Linked DNA regions of Homo sapiens: region 1 is linked to region 2. Evidence: read pairs that join two places in POLR2A ChIA-PET (ENCODE). Cell type or tissue: Panc1. All regions are shown on one strand.

What was found. ChIA-PET counts read pairs that join two places held together with the same protein. Peaks named below come from ENCODE experiments on the same cell type or tissue, not always from the same donor. Only the 100,000 strongest peaks of a DNase experiment are listed, where the experiment ranks them.
Region 1: POLR2A ChIA-PET joins it to region 2 with 11 read pairs; 2 of 35 experiments call an interaction of 5 or more read pairs at or near these places.

Annotation. Positions count from the first base shown.
Region 1 is chr6:32,436,166-32,441,165 of GRCh38, reverse strand. HLA-DRA (major histocompatibility complex, class II, DR alpha) reads right to left here and starts at 1,279. Exons shown (of 5, transcript NM_019111.5): 1 at 1,134-1,279. The coding sequence starts at 1,215. In Panc1, no CTCF peak of the experiment used is centred here; no DNase peak of the experiment used is centred here; H3K27me3 peaks cover 1,383 bases.
Region 2 is chr6:33,773,063-33,778,062 of GRCh38, reverse strand. It overlaps LEMD2 (LEM domain nuclear envelope protein 2), which reads left to right. Exons shown (of 9, transcript NM_181336.4): 7 at 824-925; 8 at 1,007-1,109. Among named protein-coding and RNA genes, the nearest start is that of LEMD2, 14 kb to the left of the region's middle. RefSeq lists an enhancer at 4,520-5,000. In Panc1, no CTCF peak of the experiment used is centred here; no DNase peak of the experiment used is centred here.

The DNA of each region.
Region 1 (5,000 bases), 1.3 Mb after region 2:
AGGACGGTCTCGATCTCTTGACCTCATGATCCGCCCGCCTCGGCCTCCCAAAGTGCTGGGATTACAGGCGTGAGCCACCGTGCCCAGCCAAGATGAGAGATTTTAATGTTTGACTGTGTATTGATAAACCTAGGAATTTATTTACCGTTTGCATCTATGCAAACACACACAAATATACTAGCTGCCTCTTCACAAACCAAGGGAAGATCCTCTGTCTTTCTAGGTAAGTATCCCTATGTATGGCTCTTTTGGGGCAATAGAAATCTACAATTGCCACTATGGGTATGGGAGCTGGGTTATTACTTTGCTTATTTCAAGTCTACCTGACACCTTCTGTGGGGGTCACGCTGGGTGAAGAATACTTTTCTACAGTACATCTTTACAACAGCACCAATGTTGCTCTGGAGATGAGAGAGAATAATATCAGATTCCCCATTTCCTTACTTATTTTTCTACTCTCTTGGAAATATTACTAAGTTAACATGATATAAGATCTGCTGTACCATGGAGATGGGAAGGCAGGGAATGGCTATCACTGTCCCATGAGGCAACTCATATCAGCATGCCTTCCCTCCCCTTTTCCTGGGGTAAATTGTTGCTTTTTGATGACTTTTCCTTCTAGTAATCTTCAACACAATATATGTGCTCAATATATACCGACAGGATTTACACTCCAAAAAATAACTACTGTATCATGTATTCAGATAAGAACAGGGCTAATAACTTTTTTTTTTTCATTTAATTCTAGCAAAACTATGTGTGGTTTTTAGTTTTTAATTTTACTAATTTTCCAGAAAGAATAATTAAAGCCCAGAAATATAACTTGTTAATGCTTGCCAGAAAATATTCTTCCTCCCCCACCCCCACCCCCACCCCCAGTTTGGCTTGTAGCAGGACCTTGCTATTCATCAATACACAACTCAGTTTTGACCCTCTAAACCAAATTTGACTTACTTCAGTTTGTGGTGAGGGAAGAACTCCACCAAACCACAATTTGTTATACTTTCTGTCGAGACCACATAATACCTGTCACACTATTCTTTCACTCCACACATTATCTTCCAAATGTCCATAGGTCTTTTCTCCAATGCTTCGTAGTCTATCGTCCCAGATTTCATTCCCTCAGCACCTACCTTTGATAGCCCATGATTCCTGAGCGCTCATCAGCACAGCTATGATGAAAAATCCTAGCACAGGGACTCCACTTATGGCCATTTTCTTCTTGGGCGCTCTGTTGGGAGTCAGTAGAGCTCGGGAGTGAGGCAGAACAGACAAGAATAAAAGAAAAGAGAATGTGGGGTGTAATAGAGTCTGACCATTAAAATGCAAATCAATTACTCTTTGGCCAATCAGAAAAATATTTTGAGATGACGCATCTGTTGCTAGGGGAAGGGTTCTTGCAAAGGGTCCAGGACACAAGATACTCCGTTCATTGGATAAAGAAGTAAAGTTCTTAAACAAACAGGACAACAACAACAACAAATCAAGTATTTAAGACTGTTAGTCAATCACGGACAGACTCTTTAACCCCAATCTGACTTCTAGACAGGGATATACCTGAAGCACATTAGTGAGAATAGAATCAATGGAAACACCTAAAGTGAGAGCTAAATACAGATCATATGTCTGTGCAATGACAGTTGGAGAGTTTGCGTAAGGGACAATAAATTACCCAAATAGAAGGTAAATTGTCAGGCCATGGAGATTGTCTGAATTTTGGCAGTACTGAGGACATAGCTTCACTAAAGAAGCTCTTTCATGCTTCTTGGAGTCCTAGACTTCAAGATGATCAACTCAGGCCAAGAGCTTGGGATGGCTGGCATTGTATCTCATTTAGAGAAAATGAGAGGAGAAACTCTGAGGTTCAACACTCTCAACACTGGAGAAGGATGAAAGGCTGTATCTTGAAACACAGGTAGTAGTTAGTGGAAATAGTGGGCTGTAAAGGAGCTACCTTCTTCTCATCTCTACCATCTTATATATGACAAGAGATTGGAGTTGACTAATGGACACACCTCATTTGAGGATTCAGGTCAATGAATATGAGAGAGTATAGTGGGCAAAGCCTATTCTTTTTTTTTTTTTTTTTTTTTTTAGACGGAGTCTTGCTCTGTCGCCCAAGCTGGAGTTGGTGGCGTGATCTCAGCTCATTGTAATCTCCGCCTCCCGGGTTCAAGCGATTCTCCTGCCTCAGCCTCCTGAGTAGCTGGGATTACAGGCGCCCACCACCATGCCCGGATAATTTTTGTATTTTTAGTAGAGACGGGGTTTCACCATGTTGGTCAGGCTGGTCTCAGACTCCTGACCTCGTGATTTGCCCGCCTTGGCCTCGCAAAGTGCTGGGATTACAGGCATGAGCCACCACACCCAGCTGGCAAAGCCTATTCTATTGGGAACGTTAGAGATAATAACCCACAGAACGGCTTTAATATTCCTTCCCTCATGTCATAAGATTATGAAAGTTTTTCTTTTGTCATATGATTATTAAAGATCTGCTCTAAAGAATATATTTTGATGTTCAACATAGACAGTCCTGAAAATTAGGAGACTTCGACTCTCTTGTTTCTGAAGATACAGTGTTATGAAAAGGAGAATGTTAATTTCTTTCCACAGAAAGGACTGGAATACAAATACTTCCATGAAGAGTGACCTGGCAGTGAGGGAGCCCATCGGATGGTGAATCCATTGTTTTTTTTTGTTGTTGTTTTGTTTTCGAGACGGAAGTCTTGCTCTGTCGCCCAGGCTGGAGTGCAGTGGCACGATCTCGGCTCACTGAAAGCTCTGCCTCCTGGGTTCACGCCATTCTCCTGCCTCAGCCTCCCGAGTAGCTAGGACTACAGGCGCCCGCCACCATGCCCGGCCAATTTTTTTTTTTTTTTTTTTTTTTTTTTTTTTGTATTTTCAGTAGAGACGGGGTTGCACCATGTTAACCAGGATGGTTTTGATCTCCTGACCTCGTGATCTGCCTGCTTCTGCCTCCCAAAGTGCTGGGATTACAGGCATGAGCCACCGTGCCTGGCTGGTGAGTCCATTGTTCAACATCAGTCATGACATGTCTGCTTAGGGTGGATTTTCCATACTGTTGTGCTGGGGTCTTGTCCTGCCATGCAGCCGTTCTCACAAGTTATGAACACAAATATTCCATACATTACTGATTATCTGATCGCATCAAAGGGCTTTGAACACACTGTGGCATTAACTCCTAGATCGCTAGAAAGAGACCTACAGCATGGTCTCTCCTGCAATTTTTCAGGAATACCTTTCCTGAAAGTTAAAGAGTCAGGAGAATGGGCCAGATGAGAGCCTATGGTATCAGTCTGTGCTAAGAGTCTGATCCTATGATTTAAGCTTGTCATCTCCTCTTTTAGAGGCAAAACCATGTATAATTTTCTATGTCTGCCCTTTGCTGGCTGCCATAATGCCTTGTTCTTAAATGGTGCTTGAGAAAAACATGGTAAATTCAAAGACATTTCATATATTATAATAGCATCTTCAATCCAAGTTGTTGCTCAGCAACTTATGACACTGTTTAGTCCTAGAACACTGATTGGTTCTTCTTGTGAGATTACTAAATTTGGGACACTTGAGAAATGACTTTCAGTTCCCTTTCTCTGTGATAGGAGAGAAGTTCCTATTTGGACAGTGCTCATGGTTCTCCGTTTTCTTTCAAACTCTAATTTCCTGTGTGTTTGAGGGAATTTCCAAAGGCACCTGAATGAGGACTTCTTGGTGATGTCAAATGGTGACGAGACACTATAGCCATGAGAATTCAGTCAAGAAATAGGAATCCCTGTAATCAGTCTAAGCAGAACTGAATATATTACAGGGAATTAGCCCTTAAAACTGTTAGGGGGTCTGGAGGAGCACAAGTCACTGCAGACCCCTAATTTTAAAAGATCAGGAACCCACAGGAAGCCTCTGCTGATGTTGCAGATCCTCTAGAGCCCCTAGGAGTAAATGTCTTTAGAACACAAGGCTGCTGCCAAAACTCATGTCTGTGAAACCTGTCCCTGAGATGGCTGTGGCCTAACTTCCACCTCCCAAATCTCATAATACTGAGTTTCACTGGAGAAATGTATTCCATGTTCAGAAACCTGGGGCAGAGCAAGCCTGAGAGATGTAATATTCTTACATCTATTCCCAAAGATACAGACAGGATCAGAGAAGCAAATGGAAATTTTACAAAAATTACTAAATGCAAATATGTGTGTCTATGTTTGTGTGTATATCCACCATAGATCACTCTGGTTCTCCCCACAGTGCCAAGTCTAAAACCAGAGGACATATTCTTCTGGAGAAATAAGTTAGGGCTTTCACACTGGGCCCAGATCAAGTCTGGGACCTCAATACTTCATTTGTTTGTGTGGTTTGAATTCTGAGAACCTCCAGCCCCTTCTTTTAGCTTCCCTTCCACCACCCCCTACCCCCTTTTCCTTCTGCACTAAGGGTCTTCATGGTGTTTTTCTCCTACTAAGGACTTCCTACCAGAGGTGCTGAGGGAATATTGATCTAGGTATTTCCTTCTCAATTCACTACATAAGAAGCTTTTCTTGTGTTACTTTTTCTCATCCTGAGAGGTCACAGAAGCTGGTCTGCTGGAATAGATCCCTATCAGAATAAAAACTGTGAACTGTTGATATCAACAAATGCACTAGGACGTTAACAAATGTGCTAGGGCAGTGGGTTAATGGGCCTTCCTAGCATGTCCTGTGTTAATAGAGGCCTCCACGATGACTGGACTCATCTTTAACCTGGGAGGATGGCAGTTTGAGTTTGATTCATTCTCTCTTCACCTCTACCTGAAACCTGATGCTTTAAAGACCAGAGTTATCTTTATACAGACCTCCTGGGGTGTGAAATTACCCCTCTTTACTTGACTAGTCTTTGTAAATTACAAAATGCATGCAGGTAGGGGTGTGTGTGTGTACGTGTGCACACTTAGAAACTTTGAATCCACATCTCAGAATATTTTCCTGCCGGCCAACTACAAGTTTCATTGC
Region 2 (5,000 bases):
TGGAGATTGGTGGCAGGAATCCGTGAGGATAACTAGAAAATGTCCTTGATTCAGGGCAGGGGACTGTCAGATTTCCTGAGCGGGAGCCTGGCCTGAGCAGGAGCTGGGCCCCACCCCTTCTGGGCTCTGCAGGGATCCCAGTGTGGACCAGCTTCGAGCAGGAGGCACAGCAGGGGCTTGGCCTACTTTTACTCCCTGAAAAATATAAACATCTCCTGGAGAGCTACAGATACCTGATGAAAGCAAGAAGGACTCAGGGTGCTGCACTGAAAGGAGGGCACCAGTCTTATCCCCTGACATCGGGGGCCGCCTTTGAGCAGAGACCTCAGGGCGTCTCTGAAGGCGAAAGGCCAAGTCACAGAAACCACGGCTTTCCAGAGATAGTTGGAGCTACAAATCACAGACCGCCTCAGTGTGCACACAGCTCCCTCCCCTGTGCCATCAGGCACAGAAATCATTATCGGCAGCAGCATCTCGGAATACAAAGGGCCCCGGCATGTATATATGTATGAAACACTGTGTTCTGGTTCACAAGGGAGGAGATGAAAGCCCCAGAATGAGGTTGGGAGGAGCCGAGATCTGGACGGCTGGGGATGCCGCTGTGGTGACAGCCGGTGGGAGGAAGATGATCACTTAATAATCTGTCGTCCCTCTGCATTTCTGTATCTTTTGTTTCTCGCATGCTGGCCCTGAGCCTGACACATAGTAGGTACCCAAACCCATGTGGTGGATCCCCCACAGCATCCATCACAGCATCTTGTCCATGGTGAGACCCACTGCCAAATGAAGTGTGAGGGATTAACAGTGTTTTGTTCCCTCACAGGCTTGGCTTTTTTGTGGGGGCTCCTAATTCTCCTAAAATATCGGTGGCGAAAGTTAGAAGAGGAGGAACAAGCCATGTATGAGATGGTGAAGAAGATTATAGGTGCGTGGCCCCCTGGTGAATAAAGGGTTGCCGACGCCAGCCAGAGGGTCCTTGCCCTAAATGGTGTGCTCTCTCCTGCAGACGTGGTCCAGGACCATTACGTGGACTGGGAGCAGGACATGGAGCGCTATCCATATGTAGGCATCCTGCACGTGCGCGACAGCTTGATCCCTCCACAGAGCCGGTGAGTCCCTGGCTGGGGCGCTGGGTGTGAGGTAAGATGGGGTCCGACCCCACTGAGCTCCCCAGAAGGAAACCCAGAGCCTTGCATCAGATGTCAGCTGAGGGCAGTGCAGACCCCAGGGCCAAGAGTGGCTCTGCTCCCACTCCTGCTGCTCCCCAGCATGCTCGGCTCTTTATGGCAGGATGAGCTAGAAAAGACATATGAAAGCACAATCCCACACCTCTGTAGAGAGAACACTGGCAGTGGTGATACCAGTTAGGAGGCCTTGGGCTCCAAGTAATAGCAGCTCCCTCCCCCAGGGCACAAGTAGTGAAGGATCTCCTCAGTCTCTGTAAGTGGAAGTTCAGAGCTGCATGGGCTCCAGGCACAGAACAGTCAGGTCTCCGGTTCCATTGCTCTTGTGATTCTCGTGGTCCCACACTCCTCCATGGATGTTATCAACAGACTGGGGTCCCTCATGGTTGCAGATGGTGGCCAACAGCAGCTGGGGCACTGTCTGCCTTGTCACAGCCAGCAGGGGAAAAGTAGGCCTATTGTTGTCTTATAAGCAAGAGAACATGTTCCCAGTAGCCTCCAGTGACACACTCCTTGAGGCTTTATTGACCAGAATCTCTTACATGTCTGTTTATGAATCAGTCACTGGCAAGGAGGAGGAAATTGTTTTTCAAACTTTTTAAACCATGACCTGCAGTCAAAAACACCTGTTACCTGCAACATCATGGTCCAGTTCCCACACACGCATGCGTACACTCATGCATATACATGTAATTGAAAGCAAAGTTTCACAACATGAATGGGGTCAGCTTCCAGGGCACATAGCTTCATGGGAAGGGGTGGCAGGGCCACTGTCATGTGCAGCTGCAGGGCACCTTCCACATGGGCTGTGACTGCTGGAGTTGTACACTGGGGTCCTGACAGAACCAGGGTGGGGGAGGGCAGAGTCCCAGGAGACAGCCAGCAGGGCCCCCCCCAGTGTTGGCTCTGGTTGTGGTCCCTCCCTAGCAGACACTTGCTGTGGTTTCTGGCCAGATGCTGTCATCTGCTGGGTGATGCTGAGAGCTCACCCTTGCTGAGTGCTCCCTGGGAGCCGGGCACTACTTGGAGCTCTCCACAGATGCAAACTCACTCACTTGGTCCTCACCATGGTTCACGCACACAACAGAAGTGGCCCCATTTTACCTATAAGGGAACTGAGGCACAGGGAAGTAGAGGAATGTGCTCAAGAGTCCCATGGCTAGTGGCATTTCCGTGCTCCCGCCACCAGGCTCTACTGTCAACATCATCCCTATCTGCAACCCAAGAGGAATCAGAAAAATAGAGCCGTTAGCAGTCCACTTTAAGTCAGGCACAGTGGCTCACACCTGTAATCCCAGCATTTTGGGAGGCCAAAGTGGGAGGATTGCTTGAGCCCATGAGTTCAAGACCAGCCTGGACAACATAGCAAAACCCCATCTCTACAAAAAATAGATATTAGTGGGCATGGTGACACATGCCTGTAGTCCCAGCTACTCAGGAGGCTGAGGCAGGAGGATCACTCGAGCCCAGGAGGTCGAGGCAACAGTGAGCTATAACTATGCCACTGCACATCAGCCTGGACAACAGAGCAAGACCCTATCTCTTAAAAAAATAAAAAAAAGGTCCATCTTAAACATGAAGGTGCTTGTTGCCTGTCATGCTCACCTCACCCCTGGAAAGGTGGCAGGCAGGAAGTTTAGAGTGAGCAGACTCACAGCAGCATGGGCTGTGCTTGCTCTGAGGAGCGCTTGCTGTTGGTTTCAGCGTGAGGCCCTCTACCTCCCAGGGAGGGTGACTTGGGGTACTCAAACTCCCACCCAATTCCTGGCCCTGGCAGGAGTATCGTGACAATGAGCATCTCAGTCAACCTGTGCCACAGTTTCCTTATCCTAAAATGCAGGTGATCCCGCTGCCTTGCACAGGGCTGTGACGAAGAGACTATCATTCATTCATTCATTCATTCATTCAGTTCCTCCACAAATGTTTATTGAGCACCTACTACATGCCAGACACCCTACTGGGTCACAGGGAGACAGCAGGAAGTGGAAGAAACAAAAATCCCTGTCCAGCTGGAGCATTTGTTCTCAGGAAGGAGACAGATGACAAGATGCATAAGGAAAAGATGTGATATTAGGTAGTGACAAGCCCTAAGGGAAGGGGGGTTGGTATCAGGGTGGTGGCCTCAAAGTTCATTAAGTCACTGCCTAGTAGCCAGGCACGGTGGCTCATGCCTGTAATCTCAGTACTTTGGGAGGCCAAGGTGGGTGGGCCACCTCAGGTCAGGAGTTCGAGACCAGCCTGGGCAACATAGTGAAACCCCATCTTTACTAAAAATACAAAAATTAGCCGGGCATGGTGGCATGCACCTGTAATCCCAGCTACTCAGGAGGCTGAGGCATGAGAATCACTTGAACCCAAGAGGTGGAGGTTGCAGTAAGCCGAGATCATGCCATTGCACACCAGCCCGGGTGACAGAGCGAGACCCTGTCTCAAAAAAAAAAAAAAAAATGGGAGACCAAGGCGGGCAGATCACAAGGTCAGGAGTTTGAGACCAGCCTGGCCAATGTGGTGAAACCCCGTCTCTACTAAAAATACAAAAATTAGCCGGGCATGGTGGCAGTCACCTGTAGTCCCAGCTACTCGGGAGGCTGAGTCAGGAGAATCACTTGAACCCGGGAGGCGGAAGTTGCAGTGAGCTGAGATCACACCACTGCACTCCAGCCTGGGTGACACAGTGAGACTCCATCTCAAAAAAAAAAAAAAAAAAAAAGTCAGTGCCTAGCACGTGGGCATCATCCAAGGGTAGCCATTATGCCTTGGGCTTAAATGATATTCCACACACATATTTGCTTAAATAAGAGCATGAGACGGCACTGCAGCTTGCCTGCAGCCGGAGCTACCACCCAAGCCTTCGTGCATTAGCATAGATACCCAGAGCTGCTGCCACTCAGGTAGCCGGCCCTCAGGGTCAGAGCCATGTGAACCCCAGACGCCCATGCTCTGTTTGCTCTCTTGACTTACCTCCCAAGCCACCCAGTCAGTCCAGGCCAAGCTCCCCACGTCAGGAGACATTGGCTAGCCAGTCAGGTCTGCCCTGTAGATGAGGGCCTGCTTGGGAAAGACTGAGGGAGATGAGAAGAACTGGCCTGGGAAGGAGGGGCTGGAGTGAGACACTGCCCACTCAACACTGGCCGCTTCCTGCTCAGGGACCCAGCACCTTGGAGCTCAGTCCCCAGGGAATGTGTGGCCTCGGCCAGACCAGCCAAGTTGGGGCTGCTGAATAGGCCCATGGGGTTTGGTTGGTGACAGGTCCTGACCCCTGGGGAAGCCCTAGCCCCCCCCCCGCCTCCTGACTCACTGGCCACCTCCGTTTGTCCTCCCCTTCTGCTCCCATGCGTACACACTCACAGTCACTGTCTTTCCACGTGTGGTGTCATGGGGAGGTGGGCTGCAGTGATGAGAAAAGGCTGGGGGCTGTGCAATACCATGCTTCACAAAGGGAGAAGATCAAAGTGACCCTCCCCCATGGCTTTGGAACCTTCTTGTCCAGTCTGGAAGGGGGGAAGAAGAGATGAGGGGAAGGCTGTCCAGGGGGGTGCAAGGCCCTAGAGACCCAGCAGAGAAGGGACTCTGGCCACTGAAGGGGCCCTCCGTTGTGGCTCTGGTTCCCTAGAGCAGCTCCAGCTTCTTGGCCTCCCCCGTCTGATGCTTAGCTCATCCCATCCCCTGGAGTGCTGTGGAGCTTAGATGAAACAGCCCAGTGCTCACTCTTCAATGAGCCCACCCAGAGCAGCATCAAGATGCAGTTGGCGGGGTACTGGAACTGGCTTGGCAAGGGCTGCGCAGGCAACAGGTCCCAGCAAGAGTCAGCTAGCC